Linked DNA regions of Homo sapiens: regions 2 and 3 are each linked to region 1. The links are chromatin loops, found by intact Hi-C in ENCODE. Cell type or tissue: ascending aorta. All regions are shown on one strand. Links, peaks and the distances in the headings refer to the core of each region. The heading gives the core; the rest is flanking DNA.

What was found. Peaks named below come from ENCODE experiments on the same cell type or tissue, not always from the same donor. Only the 100,000 strongest peaks of a DNase experiment are listed, where the experiment ranks them.
Region 2: it touches region 1 in a loop (2.3-fold over the local background); 10 of 110 quality-filtered maps call a loop at or near these places.
Region 3: it touches region 1 in a loop (3-fold over the local background); 3 of 110 quality-filtered maps call a loop at or near these places.

Annotation. Positions count from the first base shown.
Region 1 is chr7:80,719,749-80,726,560 of GRCh38, forward strand. No RefSeq gene overlaps it. Among named protein-coding and RNA genes, the nearest start is that of CD36, 85 kb to the left of the region's middle. RefSeq lists a silencer at 3,105-3,399. In ascending aorta, for the core only: no CTCF peak of the experiment used is centred there; a DNase peak (open chromatin) is centred at 3,213; H3K27ac peaks cover 926 bases.
Region 2 is chr7:80,778,370-80,785,181 of GRCh38, forward strand. The region is part of intron 12 of SEMA3C (semaphorin 3C); the gene reads right to left. Among named protein-coding and RNA genes, the nearest start is that of SEMA3C, 140 kb to the right of the region's middle. In ascending aorta, for the core only: no CTCF peak of the experiment used is centred there; no DNase peak of the experiment used is centred there; H3K4me3 peaks cover 499 bases; H3K27ac peaks cover 1,591 bases.
Region 3 is chr7:80,879,416-80,886,227 of GRCh38, forward strand. The region is part of intron 2 of SEMA3C (semaphorin 3C); the gene reads right to left. Among named protein-coding and RNA genes, the nearest start is that of SEMA3C, 36 kb to the right of the region's middle. RefSeq lists an enhancer at 3,882-5,081. In ascending aorta, for the core only: no CTCF peak of the experiment used is centred there; no DNase peak of the experiment used is centred there; H3K27ac peaks cover 3,036 bases.

The sequences.
Region 1 (6,812 bases), core at 1,082-6,081:
AAGCATTTCTACGGCAGGTTAACTAATAATCTTTTTGGTCCTACCTAGCACTTTAGCTAGTTAGCATTATCATTCAAGTAATCCATGTAAATAGGAAACTTAATAAGGAATATGTGCCTATAGGCCTAAGCAGGTGTAATTTTCTTTAAAAATTAAAAGGTTTGTTTGTTTGTTGTTGTTTTTGAGACAGAGTCTGGCTCTGTCACCCAGGCTGGAGTGTAGTGGTGCGATTTTGGCTCACTGCAACCTCCGCCTTAGGGGTTCAAGCAATTCTCCTGCCTCAGCCTCCAGATTGGGATTACAGGCATGTGCCACCGTGTCTGGCTAATTTTCTTGTAATTTTAGTACAAAAGGGGTTTCACCACATGGGCCAGACTGGTCTCAAACTCCTGGCCTAAAGCGATCCACCTGCCTCGACCTCACAAGGTGCTGCGATTACAGGGATTACAGGCTGGGATTACAGGCATAAGTCACCACACCCAGCCTAAAAATTAAAAGTTTATACTGTATTGTTCACATTGTGATGCAACTTTCCATATGTATTTCCAGAATCAACTATGTATCAAGGAATATTGAAAGCATAAAATGAGATCATGGTGAATTCTCTCCCATTGTCATTCTTGTGGTAAGGGAATGAATGGTGGGGAGAGAAGCTAAGAGGAGAATTTGCTCTGTCTCAGTGCTGTATTGCCTCCTGAAACAGAATATCAAGTTTTCTTATCTACATGTGAAAAGGCTTTCAATACTTATAAATAAGGGTATCACATTAGTTCTAAAGGATGATTTTGAGTGTTCTGCTCATCTCTTATGTTTGAGGAACAGCATTATCTCTGGTTTTGTGAGCACTACTATTTCAGGACCAGGTGTCCTGGTACTAATGAGTTGCCACACTCTGAGCAGTGGTGATATTTAACAGAGTATGCCTTAAAACAGCATCTATGGCTACAAATTGATGAGGGTGTCAATCATTCCTGAAAGCCTAGTATGCAAGGAGTCCAATTTTCTCCTTCCAAATTTAGGGAGTATAATATCAAAGAGATGGGAAGTGAAAACTTTCAGACTCAGCAATCACTGAGGATGGTTTCATCTAGACAATTCATTGAAGCAAGAAAGTGAGGACTAGGAGTAGTAGTATTACGTAAAATATTTACCGATTTTGACAGAAGTCATATAATAAAAATATATCTATGCCATACATTTATAACTTACAAAATTTTAGTGTACTCCTTATAAAATATTTATAATAGAAAATATTAAATATGTAATTCAAAGAAGTGTAAATTGTAAACATACCTTTGGATACAAATTTTAGAAAATAAAGTTAATTAACATAAGGTTAATATGACATGGACCTTTAATGAATCATAAATAATGAAAATAAAATACTATTTGATCATTGTAAAGTTCAACCTCATATATGTACACAAATTATCCATAAAACTAAAAAGTAGAAACAACTCAAATATCCATAAACTGATAAGTGGATAAACTTAAGGTGATACATCCATACAATAGAAAATTAGGCAATCAAAAAAATGAAATACTCCTATGTGCTACATATATGAACATTGAAAACATCATGCTAAGTGAAAGAAACTAGTCACAGGTGACTATATATTGTGTAATTCCATATATCTGAAATGTCTAGAATGAGAAAACCCATAGAGATAGAACATAAGCTAGTGGCTGCCTAGAGTGGAAGAAGGGGAAGAGGATTAAAACTGACTGCTACACAGTACAGGATTTCTTTTTGAGGTGATAAAAATATACTAGATTATGGTGGTAGTTGCACAATTTATGTACATCTACATGGGTGAATTGAATGGCATATAAATTATATCTCAAGAAAAGCTATATATATAACCCCGGACTAGTGTGCCTTTGAGTCATAATATTTGTACGCAATTTTTAATATGCTAATTAAAAGCAATTTATGCCTCTATACCAGTTGAAGGAAGAATGCTGAGGTATTTTAACTCCAACTATTTCCTTCTACCTTTTTATTCTTCAAATAATCCCAATTCTCCTTTGATAACTTTGGGTAGACAATTTTTTTTAAACAAGGATAACAAATTTTTATTGGCAAGAGTTGTATTTTGTTTCAAAGTACACTTTCCAGTTTGTTTTCTTCTTTCTTGGTTCATGCACAGTCAGATGCAAAAGTACCAAAAACAGTTTCTGTCATGTTGAAATCCTGTTGATTTGGTAAATCTAATGTCTAAATTAGAGAACTTTTCTTTCTTTCCTTATACTGCAAGTTACTCAATGTGACAGTACAGTATGACTCATAGAAGCACAGATCTGCCTACGACTGCAGGCTGTGGGTGGATTGGAGTCAAGGAAGAAAAAAATGGAGTAAGAGATTCATATGCTTTGAATTCAAGGCATAAGGGTGAGATTTCCAAATGTCAAAGTAACCTGGCATCACAACAAAATTGTATGTAGTTTGCAATACAAAAATGTTTTAAAATAATTTAACAGGGACAATTTTCAGAATACCAGCCTGGCAGTCATCACTGTTATTGCAACTGCACAGGAATCTGGGTGCTACTCCAGTCAGGATCACTGTGGATGACCTTGTTTTCTAAGCCAGGAGGATTCTTGAAATGAGCCTCTTCTGTCAATCACATGTCTAGTACAGCCAGGGTCTTTGACTGTCTGAAAGCCCCATCATTGTCACCTTCTTAGTCTCTGCTACTCACTGGGAAGCCAGAGAGATTCCCCGCTGCTCTAGGACCAGAAGACTTTCTTCCTTTCCTAGCCTCTAAAAATCTCCTCCCTCATTCTTCCTCCCAGTTATTGCTCTCTTCCGATTCCCCAGCATGGTCCCCTGAAAGAATTCAGGCACTAGAAAACTAAAGCCCAGAGGCAATTTTGTCGAAGCAATTTAATTTTTAATCAAGCTATGCAAAAATCTCAAGGGGCAGGGGAGTACTATGGCCTGGGAGGAGGAGAGAAAACAGAGTGAGAGCAAAGTAAATTATCTCTAATTTAACCTGCCATACTAGGACTTAATCTCTAACAGTTCACTCCAAATACTTCTTAGTTATATAGAATAAACCATGTCATCCAATTTGCTGCTGAATGACCTTTCACCATCCTGGGCTGATATTAGTCAGAGGTGGTGATTGCTTAAGGCTCAGCTAAAGGAGCTCATTTTGCTCCTTTGCTGCGTCTTTCAGTCATTCCATCAGCATGAGCCACTGCACTTTGTGCCAGTGTACTCTGTGCCTCTTCCCACTGGGCTCTGCATTACGCTTTCATCTCATCCCAACCACTGGGCTTCTGTTAGTCAAACTTGCATTCCACATGACACATTTCCCCATCTGTGTCTTACTGTGAATATTTTCTGCTGCTCTCATAAAATCTTTCACTACCCTGGGTTACTCTCATCTCCTTCATTTGTAGACTGCATGATGGTTAATGATTAGGATTACAATACATTTCTGTAATGTTAACATGGTATCTCCAACAGTCATTGTTTTGTGGCTACAATAACACATTCTGGATATATAAGATTGAAGATTAAGTTAATTCACTTTTATTTAAATGGGCTTATTTCTTTTTGACATTTGTAGTCCAGTTGTAGAGTATGAGTATGTGTATATAGGTGTGTGTGATGATAACAAATAATGGGGGAAATATTTGAGTCAATTCTCACTTGGGAAGGGAAGTTAAATCCACAATTGTCAGATAGATTCCTTAAAACCTTAAAAAGCTTAAATTACATGTCTGGATTAGCTCACCTTGGTGTAAAATGGGACATTCAAATTCCTGTCTCATTCAAGCCACATCAGTTACATCTGCATTTTAGAGGTGTTGTTTTCTCTTCCTGAGCTAGTTGTAAGTAATCCTTTAATCAACTGAACATACTTTTTTTTTTTTTTTTTTGAGATGGAGTCTCATACTGTTGCCCAGGCTGGAGTGCAGTGGCCAGATCTCAGCTCACTGCCACCTCCGCCTCCCGGGTTCAAGAGGTTCTCTTGTCTCAGCCTCCCGAGTAGCTGGGATTACAGGCATGCCACCACACCCAGCTAATTTTTTGTATTTTTAGTAGAGATGAGGTTTCACCATGTTGCCCAGGCTGGTCTCAAACTCCTGACCTCGTGATTTACCTGTCTCGGCCTCCCGAAGTGCTGGGATTACAGGCGTGAGCCACCATGCTCGGCCGAGAGATGTTTTTAAAAAGAGTAATCGCAAAAAAGAGTAGGAGAACAGGAGTAAATGCAGGAAACAGAAAGGGAATGAAGCAGAACTGAAAGGGAAAGAATAAATGAATATGAAGCAAGAGAGAATGTCACCAATAAATATCATGCTGTGAAGTTACACCTGTACCACAGAGCCCAGGTTACCCTCCAGAATGAGAAGGAACATGGCAGCTTGAATGGAAACCCAGTTTATGTGAGTGCATCACTTAACTTACCTTAGTTTCATTTTGCTTTTCTGTAAAGAAAGGGACAGAATGACCCCAAGGTTCAACAAGATTTCTTTTTGATTTAAAATTTGAGAACTCTATGAAAGGTCACTCTGTAAGCCAGGTAGCAGCTGGGCAATTCAGTCAGGCATGTGTTTACATTCCAAACATATTCCAGAAGCACCCTGTAGAGTTTGAAAAGGCCTCTGAATTTGTCCTTAAAAAAAAAAAAAATCTTCAACATGAGCTGCTCTTTGGACTTTGTTAAAGTGTTCTTTTCTTCTTTTGTAAGAGACCTCTGTCTGCAAAAGCCATCTGGGAAATATTCACCACAAGTTTTCTTGTAGGATGGAAACACTGCTGCACGCTAGCTGCCTAGAATGAGTACAAATCTATCCGATGGTCACTAACTGCCCTCAAAGCCCTAAATCACTTTCAGCTTTGAGGAGACATATGTGTTGGGATGGGTCCCATTCAATTAGTCTTTTCCAGTCAAACTCCAGAGTGAATCAGGGTTTTAGCCAACACTTAATAAATATACCAGATTTTAGCATCTGGAAGGAAGCCGATCCAAAACAAATTATATGATCCACATAGTATGTAGTTCTGGTGTGGTCATTTGATTCCTGAGTGGTGACCATACCCTGGATGTGTAGGACGAACTTTTAACCCAACAAATGACAATTTAGCAAACAACAGCTGCATAGCCCTTTCACCAGTGGAATGACAGAAACTCATATTAAATGAGTTGTATTTACAGTGATATTAGCACTTCAAAAATGGCTTTTTTGTCAGCAAAAACATAAGAAGGCCTACAGCAATTACAGGATTATGTTCCTCTTCAGGATATAAGTCATGTCCCAGAAAGGCAGATAAAATTAATGTCTCTTCTTCTGCTCAGTTGAATATTTGCTTTTATTTTTACCTCTATTTCGAATCTTTGCTAAGGAAAGGAAGACTTTGTCTTGGATGGTTTAGTTAACAACATGGCTTATGTTATGTTTTATGACTAATTAAAATGGAACTGAAACTTGCAGGATGGTGTTACAAATTAGTATGCTCCCATTTGGACCTCTCGTCTTAACTCAGCAGGTTGTGTCTTAATCCTGGAGCTCTAGGCACTTTCACGTGGTTATTGATTGAATCCACAGATTCAGTTTCATACAGCAAATGACACTATGTAGTCAGCCTCTTAATTACTTAATGCAGTATCTGTGTGTCATGACAATATGCACATTAAAACAAGTAGTGTAAATATAGCTGAAATGAGCCTGGCTGAGGCAATTTTTATAAAAGCTACTCTACGTGAATGGAAGGTGTCTCAAATTCAGTTAGGCAAAGTGTTTCAGTGAAAACGATGCACTATCCTAAAAGCCATTTGGATGATGTAATCTCTTATGACAAAGAGATTACAAAATGACAAAATGAAAAAATAATCCATAAATGTCTGTAGGTTGGGGTCTGTATGAGCAAGATAGTACTTTGCTTTGCAGCAAGTCTCCTTTTTAAACTAGAATGGGAATAATCATGATGTCTAATTACTAAGCAAAGATTGGTGGGTTCTTATTAAGGACTCTCAACATGTCCTAAACATTGAAACACATCTAAATGCTAGATATAGAAAATGAGCAGAATAACCCACAATGTAGGAAACCAACTACATAATCTGTCAGTTTCCTGTGATAGATTTAATCTTTCATTATTCTATAAATCAATTCACTTTTTAAAATTCATTGTGATTGGAGCTGATTGGCTAATTGTTAACCTTTTCTCTCTTCTTTTCCCTTTCCTCCTTTCATCTACTTTTCTCCTTCCTCTTTTCCTCTTTTCCTTCTGTTCTGTCCAAAAACATTTTAAGGAGCCAAGGGTCAAGATTTTTGAAAAACTCCTGAGCTCAGGCAGTCAATGGGTAGGAGTGGTCTTCAGTTCTTAGGATTCTAAGATTTTTAAAACATTCCATGAGTAATTGAAAGTTGTGCATATTTTCTTTTTGATTTATCATTTTATACATATGTTACCATTAGAACTTACATGTATTTTCATTAGGTCTTTTGTCAACTAATGGGTCTTAATTTTTTTTGAACTATTAAGAATTAAAACACAGTGCTATGTCTTTCAATATCCTACCCATTCCTAGTTTTTATGTAAAAAAAAAGTGCTTCTGAAACGGCAAAAAAAAATCCAGATTGTTTTATTAAAGGTTAATTATTCCCAGAATATATGATTGCTTTTATAGTCTCATTAATCCAGCACTTGAAAGTATAATACAGTCTTTTGTTATAGTTCTATTTCACATTGATCCAATGGTATGTGACAGAGGTAAAAGAAAGGGATGTGTCTACCAGCAAGAGTAAGGCAATTACCTCTGAAGGAAACTAACCCAGTTTGTAAGAATGAA
Region 2 (6,812 bases), core at 1,236-6,235, 59 kb after region 1:
TCCAAAGATGTAAATTCGGGGCTAATCTTCTCTATTTAATCCTTTACTGTTTGGGGAGAAGAATTACTCATCTGGGATTCATGAATTGTATGGTCACTCAACCTGTTTTCTTGCACCATTTTTTATCATAAGATAGGTTCTTCTGTGTTAGTTTTCAAAGTTTAAACCACATACATAAACTGGCCTTGAATATCTATCTACATTTCTAGGTGCCTGGGTAAGGAAAACATCTTTCCTCTCAGAATGTGGTCATCAAACAACCCATTTACTTGCATTGTTAACCTCTTCCTACTTCTTTCTGTTCATGTCTCAGGTCTTTCCATCTGGAATGGTTATTCTCCTGGCAAATGTTACTAGCATGTAAGAAGATAGGATGAGGAAAATAACCTACTACCAGGGCACTCAGCTATAACAGTGCCACATCTGATGATCTTGACCACCGCATCTTCCTTCCTTTTAGTGTTTGTTCTCAAGGCCACCACAATATCACATTCTTTTATTCTCCTGTTACTTGTATGATCACTCTCCATTTTCTTGGTAAATATTCTTTATTTTCCCACCCCTTAAATGAGCTCCAAGAGTTAAATTCCTTATCTGCATGGTCTCCTAGAGTGACTTCAAGCATTTTCATGGATTCAGCTATCACCCACATTGCTAATGACTCCCAGATCTCCAGCTCCAGCACAGTGCTCTCTATAACACCCTCTTTGACTTATCTGTCTGAATAGTCCACCAAATCTTCAACTTGATGTGAGATGGAACTGAGCTTGAATTTAATTATTGTTCCTACTAGCTTTGCCATCCTAAGCAAGCATTTAATGTCTCAAAGCCTCAGTTTACACAACTGTAAAATGGGGATAATGATTTTCATTGGGTTGCTGTGTGGTTTTAATGAAATAATGTATTTTAAGTGATCAATTTAGACTCTCATGCATAGTAGGTCAAAAGAGGAGATAAGTGTGCCATTTATTTTAAAAAAAAGGAATTCATTACTCTCCAAATCTGATTGCTGATTCTCTCTTACCTTGATCAGTCAATGCTATTTCTTTCCCCCATTTGCCAAGTCATATATCTACCAATCAAGCCACAAATCAATTTTTATCATCAGGTCCTTTCTTTCTCCCAAATACCTTTTAGATCGGATAATGTCATTTCTAACCCCTGTCTTAATTTATAGGCTCTCATCATTTCTTACCTATAACAGAAAAAAAGTCTCATTTTCTTTTCTCTGTCTTTAATGTATCCTCTACATCATCGTGAAAATGATCTACCTAAAAATGTGTATGGGTCATGGCTGACACACTCTTAGGTGACCCTTAATGAGTCATGCTCTTGTATAACTCCTCCTCTTGAGTGCAGGTGGAACATGTGGCTTGCTTTTAAGCAACAGAAAAATATAAAAGTGATGGTATGTCAATACCAAGATTATGATTATATGAGACCCCATCTCAGCAGATTGAAGTGAGAGACTCTACTAGCCTTGAAGAAGCAAACAACCACATTTTAAAGAGCCAATGAGGAGATCTATGTGCAAAAACCTGTGGGTGGCCTCAAGGAGTTAAGGACCTTACTTCTGCAAAAGCAAGGAACTGAATTTTGCCAAAAACCAGGTGGGTTTGGATGAGGACCTTGAACTTTAAAAAACAATGCAGCCTGGCTAAATTTTGATTACAACCTTGTGATACCCTGATCAGAGAGGCTAGCTAAGCAATCATCCTTAGGAGCTCTAAGATAATAAATGTATGTAGTCTTAAGCCACAAATTTTGTGGTAACTTGTTATACAGCAATAGAAAACTATCTCAAATATGTATCAGGCAGCCACTCCCATGTGAAATAAATATTCATTGAATTGGATTAAATTGTCTCCTCCATTGGGTCAAGAGATTCTTAAAGGAAAGTGATGTTGCCATTTTTCTTTATATATCATAAGTCCTGGAGTGCAATAAGCTCAATAAATTCTAATGACTGAATAAATGACATCTTTGTGATATATTACTATGTTATTCTATACTGGTTGAGAAAGAGCTCTAGAACATAACATGTTATCTTTTTGCATAAATCACTAAGGACATTTCCAGAGTTTTAAACATCAGGATTGATTAATCTTTGTTTTAAAAAATTATTAAAAGAAGCATAGATTAAGCCATAACTCAAAAGCTAGTTGTATTAAGTTTCTATTGCTGTCATGAACAAATTATTACCAATTTAGTGTCTTAAAAACACACATTAAAGGCCAGGTGCAGTGACTCATGCCTGTAATCCCAGCACTTTGGGAGGCTGAGGTGGGCAGATGGCTTGAGCCCAGGAGTTCAAGATCAGCCTGGGCAACGTGCAGAAACCCCATCTCTACTAAAAATAGAAAAATTAGCCAGGCGCGGTGGTGTGCACCTGTAGTACCAGATACTCCGGAGGCTGAGATGGGAGGATCACCTGAGCCCAGGGTGCAGAGATTGCAGTGAGCTGAGATCACACCACTGCACTCTGGCCTGAGCCACAAAGCAAGACCCTGTCTCATAAAACAACACAAATTTATTACCTTAGAGTTCTGTAAACTAGAACTCCATCACAGGTCTCACTGCACTAAAAAAAGATTTTGAGAGGGTTCCTTTCTGCATGCTTTAGGGAGAATGAACATACATCCTTGCATTTTCCAGCTTCTAGAGACCACCCGCTTTCCTTGGCATATGGTCTCATTCCTCCATCTCCAAAGCCAGCTAAGTCACATTTCTCTGACACTTCTTCCACTATCACATCTCTAACAATGGCCAGGAAAGCTCTGCTTTTTAAGAACTCATGTGATTAGACTGGGCACACCCAAGCAATTCAGGAAAATCTCCCCATCTCAAAAGTCTGTAACATTAAACATATCTGCAAGTTCCTTTTCACAAGTAAGATAACAAGTCCCCAGTTCCAGAGATTAGGACATAGAGATCTTTTGGGACAGAGGCATTATTCTGCCCACCCCATTAGTGGAAGAGAAGAATAAGAATGCAACTCATTGCAACACATACGACTCTAATACCACAGACTTCCTCAGAAACTCTGTTTTCAGATCTTTTCATTCCAACTTAAACTATATTTCGCATTCTATAATGAAACATTTCCTTCTATTTTCTAGAATTTGAACTTTCCCAAGTTCAATAAAAAATTTTAAAAGCCAGCTTTCTGCAAAAACCGCCACCACAACTGGCAGCTATAGCCTTCCTATGGATATTCACATAGGGAAGGCCTGGCCTGGCTCAGCAGCAGGCTGTGAATTCTTCTCCTTGGGACAAAGCCTGCCAAGTCTGCCTCAGGGAAACTTGGCAGCACATCAAGAACAAAAACTTAGTGTGGCTGTTTATTCTTGACACACAGACAATAGACTGCATCATTTAATGTCTTCAGGCTAGAAAATTTTCCTTACATTCCTATCACCAGAGGGTTAAATAGGGGCAACACTCAGGGATGTGGTCTGACTGTAATTGTTTTCAAGTCATCTAGAGAAACATCAGGGATTCAGTAGTAAATGAGCCAGTGGTGCAAAGTGAATCACTGCCCTCTGTCCTCCTGCTGAGAGCCACTAGGTCCTTGCATGATATTCCAAACTCTCCAAATATATGCAGAATCCATTTTAATTAAGAAAAAAAAATGCCAAAGAGTTTGATGGGTGTTTTGGTGAGCATGCAAGACATTTTGAATATAGATATGAGTCCCAATTTAAAACAAATTTTAAATGGGCAAAAATTTAGTGATACATCAAAAATGAAGGTAAAGTTCTACTCCCTTTCCACATCTTCCCCTCTCACCCCCAATTTTTATCTCCTTTCTTCCTAGGCATAATGTAACTGACATAAACATATCAAATTCACAGGTTAAATTCGAGCACATAAGTTAATTCACACACAAAAATTCAGTCGGTTCCAAGGTGCAGTTCGTCCAAGTCTTCTCTGTCACCTTGTTCAAGATTAATCTTGTTCACATGTAAGACTTGGTAGTAACATATGGATGGGTTAAAATGAGTGCTATCACTCAAACAAAGCAATGCCAATGCTAACGCTGACTGTCAACACATCAGGGATATTATCATGATATATGTGGATGAAACATTTAATTCATAGTAAAATGAGAAAATATAAATGAAATGAACTTCATTTAAGGAAAAAATGTAAAGTAGTTATGGTAAATGAGGTAAAAATGTGAAGAGAATAAATGCTCAATATATGAAATCAGACAGCATGGGTTTATATTCTGGTTGTATTATATATTAACTGCTATCTCTATGATATTAACTTATCTGTGATTCTGCCCAAAAACAATGACAAATAATAAATGCAACTCATTCATTCAAATAATACCTCTTGAGTGCACACTCTGAGTGATGCACTAGTCTAGGTACTAAGGATACAGCAATAAATCAATCAAACCCATATCCCTGCCCTCCATGGCACCTACATTGTTACAATTCTTCATATGATATTTATAAGGGTTGGATGAAATAATTTATTTAGCATTACTGGAAAAAGATAAGCACTGCAGATAAATTTAATTAGCATCATTATAATAGTAATAAAATATTTTAGAAATCTGTAAATATATATTTATTTGCCTAAGCCAGAATACTAAATAGTAAATGGGTAATTTGAGCAGACTAGAACCAATTATCATATATATTAACATATATATGACACATTATATGTCTATATCTTTATACAATCATTACATGAGATTTTACGTTGTCCTTAAAATAACAGGTCTCTGAAGAGTAGCTTAAAGAAAAATAATGCTGCTTTTTGAAACAAATTTTTTCAGCAATGAGCTGTATTTTTATTTTTAATAAGTTCTCTTTTTAGAGTAAAATGTAAATGACAACATTTGCCTCTAGATTAGCATTCACTCAGGGCTATGTTCTTTTCTTTCCCTGTCTCTTCACATACCTCTCTTTGCTACTCTTCTACATGATCAAGTAGTCATGACACCGTGACTTATCATCTATCTCCCATCAATTCAGCCATCGTTCCACTCTGTTCCATTAGTATTTCCTGCTGTGAAAATCCCTGTAGAATCTATGGTAAACTCTCAGAAGTTTCCACATTCTGCTTTGGAAAGCAGTGACCCACGATGTTATTAAAAATCAGTAACTTACAAAGGGTTTTTTCCTTACGCCAAAGCAAAGGAGACGTCTAGACATCCTCAGAGTGACATTCACACACAACTTCTAGCTGACAGTCATCGTTTCTGAACTCACATGCACTGCTCCAGCTATCAAATTTTACATGGGGTATTTTAAGGAGTTCTTTAAAAATCAAAATTCCTGGCTCTGCAGTTCATTAAGTGTGCCATTCCAAGAGATGCAACTGCCAGAACTGGTTAGTTACTATGAAGGCAGTTATCCTCTAATGCTACAAGGCAAGCATTTTAAAGCTTTATTCACATATGTGACACACACTTCAAAACTCCACACTTTCAGAGGACTTCCTGGAACCAATGTTCCAACTTAGTACTCCTCCAGTTAAACGGAAGCTAATAAGAAGCATGAAACAGTATACACTATATAAGAATGTTAGCAGAACACATGTATTGACCCTACACTAAAAAATCATAATAGCATTAAATCATCTTAAACCTCTAACACCCATTCATAAGAATACTCTCACTCTTTCATCAAAAACCACGTCATTCTGATTCATGTATAATGCTAAAAATATAAATTTTACAGAATGTCTCTGAACCTGACCTAGACACTTAAATATTTTCATAACTCCAGAAGCAAAAGGAAAACTGGCAAAAATCTCTTGACTGTGTTACACAGTCTGCTTTGAACAAACAGCCTGGATGTAAGCAGTAGGTGGCAAAGTTAAAATAGAAATGTTAATCCTATGAGAACCCTTGCCTGCTGTTTTATAGCCCTTCCTCAAGATTAAAAAAAAAAAAGAGAGATAAAGAACATAAAAACACCTAGAGCCCTAATGCTACAGAATAAAACCAAGTGCTGATTTTAAAATACATTTTTTCAACCTGTGATTTTTTTTTTATAGACAGTAGTATCAGGAATGGGTGGGAAAATAAATAAATGTAGTTTCCAGCTTAAATTTTAACAAAGTAGCAGCATTTTTTTTTACTCAAGATAAAAGAAGAAATATTAATTTTGGGCAACATAATGAATTACTGTATTATATCTACATATTAGAAAATAGCTTCTTGAAGAAGTATTAATTTTTTAAAAAATTTACAATTATCAACCAAAACAGTGACAAGCAAACTTTTTCTGTAAAAGGCCAAAATATATATATTTCTGGCTTGGCTGGCTAAAAGGTCTCTGTGGCAACTAATCAACTCTGCTTCTGTAGTACAAAGGCAGCCACAGATGAAATGTAAATGAATGGGTGTGGCTATATTTTAATAAAACTTTCTCTATGGACACTGAAATCTAAAAATCATATAATCTTCACTGCTCATGAGATATTCTGCTTTTTACTTTTTCAACCACTTAAAAATACAAAACAACATTATTAGTGTATGTACCATACAGAACATATGGTGGGCTAGATTTGGGCCATAGGTTATATTATTAGTTTGCCAACCCATAGACTAGATACCAGTAATGAAAACCATAAGAAATAAAAGGTCAGAGGACAACGCTCACTTTTCCTTCCTTACTTCCTCTTTCCCTTCCTCCCTCCATTTTTTCCTTTTCTTTTTAAATTAATTAATAATTAATTTTGCTTGATATCTGGTAACACAAAAAATAATCTGATGCAGTTTGATGGGAGTAGAAGGTCAGTATCTCAAATTCAGCCAGAGTTGTACACGATAATGGTATTGGGCTAAC
Region 3 (6,812 bases), core at 1,181-6,180, 160 kb after region 1:
GCAGGGTAAGGGGCAAGAGAGATGTGGGTGTAGTAAGGTTGTAGGCACCTGATTGTCCTCTCAAGATGCTGCACAAGAATTGGGAGGGGAAGGAACACAGATTCTAACATACAACATTCTGTGAAACCCTCCCTTCAGTCCATGCATTCAGTTATTCATGGAATTTAGCTACTCATTTCCCTGAGTTATGCTATAGAGTCTATGTTACAGCCTGCAGCTATATATTTAGTATCTTATACTTAGCTTATTAAGCTTTAGCTTAATAGCTTTCATATCATATTCAATATCTTATATTTAGTGATATATTAGCTTTTGTTGAGGTAATATATAACTAAAGTTTTAGTGTAAAACACCAACATAGAATAAGCATAACAGGAGGCAAACCACAGAGGTTAGGTGGTATTTAAAATTAGTTTGAACAAGTGACCAAACCTCTTCAGGGTGACATGGAGCAAACAATCTTACAAGGTTTCTCTGTGACGTTTATAGAATTTCCAGTTCTCTTCTTTATAGGAGACCCATCACGGTACCAACGAAATGAGATGTGCCTTTCAACCCAATTCCTCTTTTACTTTAGCTCCTACTACTCATTCTCTCACTCACTCTGCTGGCGTTCTTCCCAGAATATGCTAGAAATTCTCCATCACACCTTTGGGCCTTTGCTCTGGCTTTTTCCTCTGTCTGGAATGCTCTTCCCACAGATATCCCCTTGGTTAAGTCCCTTATTCCATTCAAATCTTTGCTCAAATCTCAACATCTCCAGGAGGCGAACCCTGACTACCATTTAATACCACAGTCTGCCCTTTCCCCATCCTTGCAGAACACCATTAACCTACTCTGTGTTTTCTTGTCCACAGTACCTATCATTGTTTAAGATAGTGAATAATTTATTCATCATGTTTAGTGTTTTTTATCTGTCTCCTTCCACAAGAATATAAGATTCACTATAGTACAAGTACTTGTTCTGTTCAAAGATGTATTCTGAGTCTCTAACTCAGTATCTGGCACATAGTGCTAAGTATCTGTTAAATGAATGAATGAATTTGATGCTGTGGTGATTCTCACTATGTTTAAAAATCATAGTGGTTGCTTATCTTAGAAATACATGTTGGACAATTTACAGAAATTTTTCAAAATATCTATGCCTGGGGGGAAATGCAACTGAAATGTGTTCACTTTTACTTCCCTCCATGTATACGCCATAATCTTACCCAAAAGCAAATCACAGGCTGGGAGTGGTGGCTCACGCCTGTAATCCCAGTACTTTGGGAGCCCAAGGCAGGCAGACCACTTGAGTTCAAGAGTTCCAGATCAGCCTGGCCACCATGGTGAAACCCCATCTCTACTAAAAACACAAAAATTAGCCGGGCGTGCTGACAGGTGCCTGTAGTCCCAGCTACTCAGGAGGCTGAGACAGAAGAATCGCTTAAATCCTGGAGGTGAAGGCTGCAGTGAGCTGAGATCACATCACTGCATTCCAGCCTGGGTGACAGAGAGACACTCTGTCTCAAAAAACAAAAACAAAAACAGAAGTAAATCGGATCGCAGAAAGAAATACCTCATCATACCCTTTAAGGGAGTCTCTTACATTGCAAATATTCCATCACAATTATTCTTATAAAATTACAATTCTGATGATAATCTACTGAAGTTAATTTAATTGCAAGGATGTACGATGTTGTTTCTGATAAAGAATGATCTTCTACCAAAAAAATTCATGCCTGTTACTTTTGTTGCCTGGAGAAAGAAACACACACACACACACACACACACACACACACACACACACACACACTCTCTCTCATGTAAAGTTTTTCAATCATTTTAACCAAGAAGTCAATAAGACCAATAAGATTATTCTTCCAAATGAATCTCAAATATTGTTCTACTTATAGTCTCTTAGCTGGTTTTTTGTCATTTTCATATACCTGAAAATAACCTGTAAGTTATATGGAAATTTGCAATGTGTTTTATGGTGAAGTCATTTTGTTTTTTATCACTAACATAGCAACACTAGTTTCTAAGAAAACAGAATTGATACTTCCTCTGAGTGCACTCTGAGTTTTATACAATACTTACAAGAAATAATGAACAATTTCTGGCATCACTGGAGGGGTGTAAGTGATTTTACATGTGTAAGTGATTAGGAAACTGAATGCTGAATTCTCCCAGAGCTTATCTTTTGTAATATGGAAAATCAAACCTCTCCTACATGTGATATTTGTCTTAGTAATCATGGGAACAATTAACTGTGCTTACAATTGGCTTCATAGCAGCAGCAGCAATGAGTTGAAGTAAGGTTAGAGAATTAGATTCATATTGTTCCTTATGGAGATAACCCATTAGTAGGGCCTCTAAACAGGCAGTGCATTAATATGAAGACAGTGTGAGGGGGAAAATATCAAGCCACATAAAATTTGTTGTGATAGAGAAAGCTTGCTGAGTGTCATAAAAGGCTGAGGAGGTTTATCCACGTATGGATACAAGTATCATCTATTGGGGGACAAAACACAAAATAAACTACTCATGCAACGTTGTTGATTTAATAATAAATATTTTGAATGTATTATATTTAAATAAAACATAAATATCTCAAGTGAAGGAAAGATGTTGCATATAGAAGTATTTGCGCACACAAGAAGTGCCCACGTTCCTTCACTGTCCATCCACGAAGTACAAATTTTACCATCAGCATATAAAAGAACTACAATCACAGCTTATTGGTCACTATAAATGTAGCACAAATCACTACACCTCATTCTCAAAATGCCACTGACTCAATACTGTGTGGATCAGACCACTAAAATGCCTCCACACAAAATCTCAACCTCAATTAATAAAATGAGATGTTAATAATGTCTGTTTTATTGGCCTGAAATGTAACACACCTTCTGGCATTTTTATTTTCTTAGAGACTAAACCATAGCAAGGAGTTTGTGATCACTGTATAGCGCTGAGTGAAACCTCAAAATACATTCTGGAATTTGTAAGGGATGCTTTTTTTTTTTTTTTTTTTTTTTTTTTGGTATTTTCACTGTCAATTATGCCTCGTATTATTTATTTATTTGCCAAAATACGACTGTATGAAAAAAAGCTACCTCATAGAGCTCATGACACATAATAGGTATTCACTGAGCATTTGGTGATTTGTTAAGCACTCACATCAATAAAATATTTCAGCTCAACAGGCACACTAGGGGCCAGATGAGCACTGACTTTCCCCATTGAGGAGTCTCGATTACCTCATGTCTCACTTCAAACAATTTATTTTTCTTGTATGCATAGCTGGGTTCAAGAGTTCTTTCTTGTTTTAATTGGATATATTCTTTTTCTTTTCTTTTTGTAAGTCCTATAATACAGTAAAGACATCAAATAGAACCCTTTTAGAGTTATGTGGAAAACTTTTATATATAAATATTTTATTTGGACAGTTTTCACATAAAAATAGACATATGAAAATTTAAAAAAGAAAAGGTCCTGATGAGGAGGCTCCTATCAGAAAGTGACATTTACCTAAACCCTCTTATATAACAACAACAACAACAACAACAACAAACTAAAGGTAAATACACCTGAAAGATACAAAAGAGGATGCCATGAGATACACCTGAATCTCTGAGGAAACACGTTCTCTCTCTTTCATTAGGTAAATTGCTTTGAATGACTTCTTTCATGTTTTACTGTTATATACCTTTATATTTTATCTCTCAAGCATTTGTTAATACGCCACAAGCTATCCTATATGTGCTTTTTTTATACTTAGCAATGAACACAAAATGCATTCATTAACAAATAATTATACCAAATCAACAGCCTCCTTCTAAAATTAAAGGAAAGGGGTCTGAAAATGTTGCTTGTGACTAAGCAGGTTACGTCACACATGGAATTTAGATTCTGTTCCAAATCTGAGGACAGAAGCACACACCTTAGCAGGACCCCTTATTCCAATCACAAAAAGCAGAACCAGTCCCAGGAGTGTCTGTGTTTGAACTGTGCTTGATCTGGGATACTTTCAAACTGAATCAGAGGTAACTCATCTGAATTATCAAACAAAACTAATTATATAATCATAATCTCCTAAGATAAAAGTATGGGTTTTCCCTTAATACATGAACTTTTAAGATCAGGCCTCTTACTTCCCCAGTTGGATTTTTGCATACTCAGACATAAGGTCACCACCCTGTCTTTGGAATGACATTTTGTGTTTTTGTCCTATGACTCACCCATGCTTCTTGCTGTTCCTTCCATTCTGGACACAAATGAAGGCTCACAATTTGCCCTAAGGCATGTTTCAAAAGCAGCTTTACAGTGATTCACTGCCCTTTGGTCCTTCAGAGTATCAAAGCACATCTTTAAATCATGAGCAAAAAAAATGAGCACATCTTTAAATCATGAGACTTCAACAAAATGCAGTCATACCATTAATTAACTCATAATTCACAAGAATCATTGCTCAACTTTCATTTTTACTTAGCAGTCATTACTTCCCACAAGAAATGTTTTTAAGAGTCTGAACTAAGAGTGAGGCACTGTGATAAATCCAAGAGGTCGTTTCCTAACATCTAGGGTTTAAGTCACTGTCATGGCCACTTTATGAGCAGAAATTCCATTTTGGCAAAAATACTTGTTAACATGGTACATTTTCTTTGAATTGCATTAGTTTTGAATTTTAATTCTAATCTATTAATAAGCTCATTTTCATTTTATTGTTATAAAAAAAGTGAAAGCCCAAGAAATTTACCCGATTTTATATGCAGACAGATGTAAATGAAATCTCATACAATCAACTTGTTTCTCCTAAAAGATGTGAAATATTTAAGACATAACTATCCATCTGAATTTCCACATTTTATAGGTAATCTCAAAATTGAGATTAGTCCAAAATCATGAGTCTCTTAGTGAAAGCATCAAGAACAAGTTTCTTGACTCTAACATAGAGGACTTTTAACTACATTGTCTCTTCCTAACCGCTACAAAAATGTGAGACCCTCATAACTAACTTATCAAACATTAGATACTCTGTAAATATATCCGATTTTTTTAAAAGACTCCTATGATTCAAAAGGATGAATAAATTAATGAAACTTTTTACAGACTTCTGTATTGACAATTCTGTAGTGAAGATAAGTAGCAAATATTTTCCATCAGTCTAAACAGAAGAGGCAAGCAGAGGGAAACTTCAGCTTTTGAGGGAAAGTGTTGATGCGAGAATGTAAGCAGTTCACTCTCATACAAACAACGGCTTTGTCTGCCATGGAAGCTAGTGCAAGGTAACCAAGATGTAAACTCTAAACACATGTTCAGCAGAAATAGTAAAGTGACTGTTTCTTTGTAGAAGAATTTCTTTATGTGTTTATTACTGCTTTGATGTACACCATAAATTTCTGCTTAAAGGTCACAAGATTGTGATAACAAATCAAAAACCAGGTTGTGATAATATGTTGACGGTGTAGGAACACTGTGTAAAGAACTGGAGAATAATAAACATTAAGGCCAGTACCGGCATTTTAAAAATACAGATTAGATGCTCTTAAAAAATCTTCTAAAAATATTTGGTTCCCACAAAGTACAAGCAAAATATTTTACTGTTGAGTAGAATTCATTCTTTTTATGAAATCCTTGTACTTGAAAGCTTTCATAAGATTATCGTTTTGTGATGACATTTCTCTTTAGAATGAGACAAGAAAGACAATTCTTATAATTAAACGTGTTAACTGGTTTAATAGTTTTGCAACTCAGGATTTTTCCCAATATATTGTTTCTGAAGCAGAGTATCACCTGATGTCTGAAATCTAATACCTTTTTTTGTTTGTTTGTTTTCAGACATTTGGAAGATAGCTCTTCTCTACATTTTCCCCCTCTTTTATCCCTAGGTAAATTGTTTAAGGAATAGTTTTTGCCTTCTTAAAAAACCTGGATGACTGGGCTTGGTGGCTTACACCTGTAATCCTAGCACTTTGGGAGGCTGAGGTGGGCGGACTGCTTGAGCTCAGGAGTTCAAGACCTGCCTAACCAACATGACAAACCCCATCTCTACAAAGAAATGAAAAAATTAGCCAGGCATGGTGGTGCATGCCCATAGTCCCAGCTACTTGGGAGGCTGAGGTGTGAGGATCCTTTGAGCCCACAAAGTAGAGACTGCAGTGAGCTGAGATTGCGCCACTGCACTTCAGCGTGAGCAACACAGTGAGACCCTATCTCAAAAAACAAAGAAACAAATATCCTGTATATTGGTTGTTGGTGAGTTCACATGAAAATACAATTGTTTAAGGTAAAAGCTTTAACAGCTCTTTCATAATATAAGTTTTAAACACATGAGTCAAAGTGATGTAAATTTATATTTAAAATCAGTTTTCAAAACAATATCCAGCATAGGCACCTATAAACTATGTACATTCCACCGCTCCAAAAATACTGCATGTACATATTTGCAACCTCTGCTGCTCCAGGCCAGTGACTGTGCCTGTGCAGTCCTTTAATCTAACTGTCTTGTCATCGCACAGTATGTCATTAGTTTATACAAACCTGCTGTGCTAAGCATCTATTACAACAAACCTGCTGATGACATATTGATTTTTTAGTTTCAGTTGTCCCCTTTGAGACCTTAGGACAGCTGTGTTTTTTGTAAGATTCCACTGAGTCTAAAATATACTCACATTATCCATTCAAACTAACTCAAATAGAGACATTGTTAATTACTAGTGAATGCATCTACTGTTGAAGATTCTATCTAATAGAAAAGACCAATCAGCAAATTAATTTATATTATTGCACATATCAAGTCTACCTTTTTTTTTTACTTTTAATTTCTA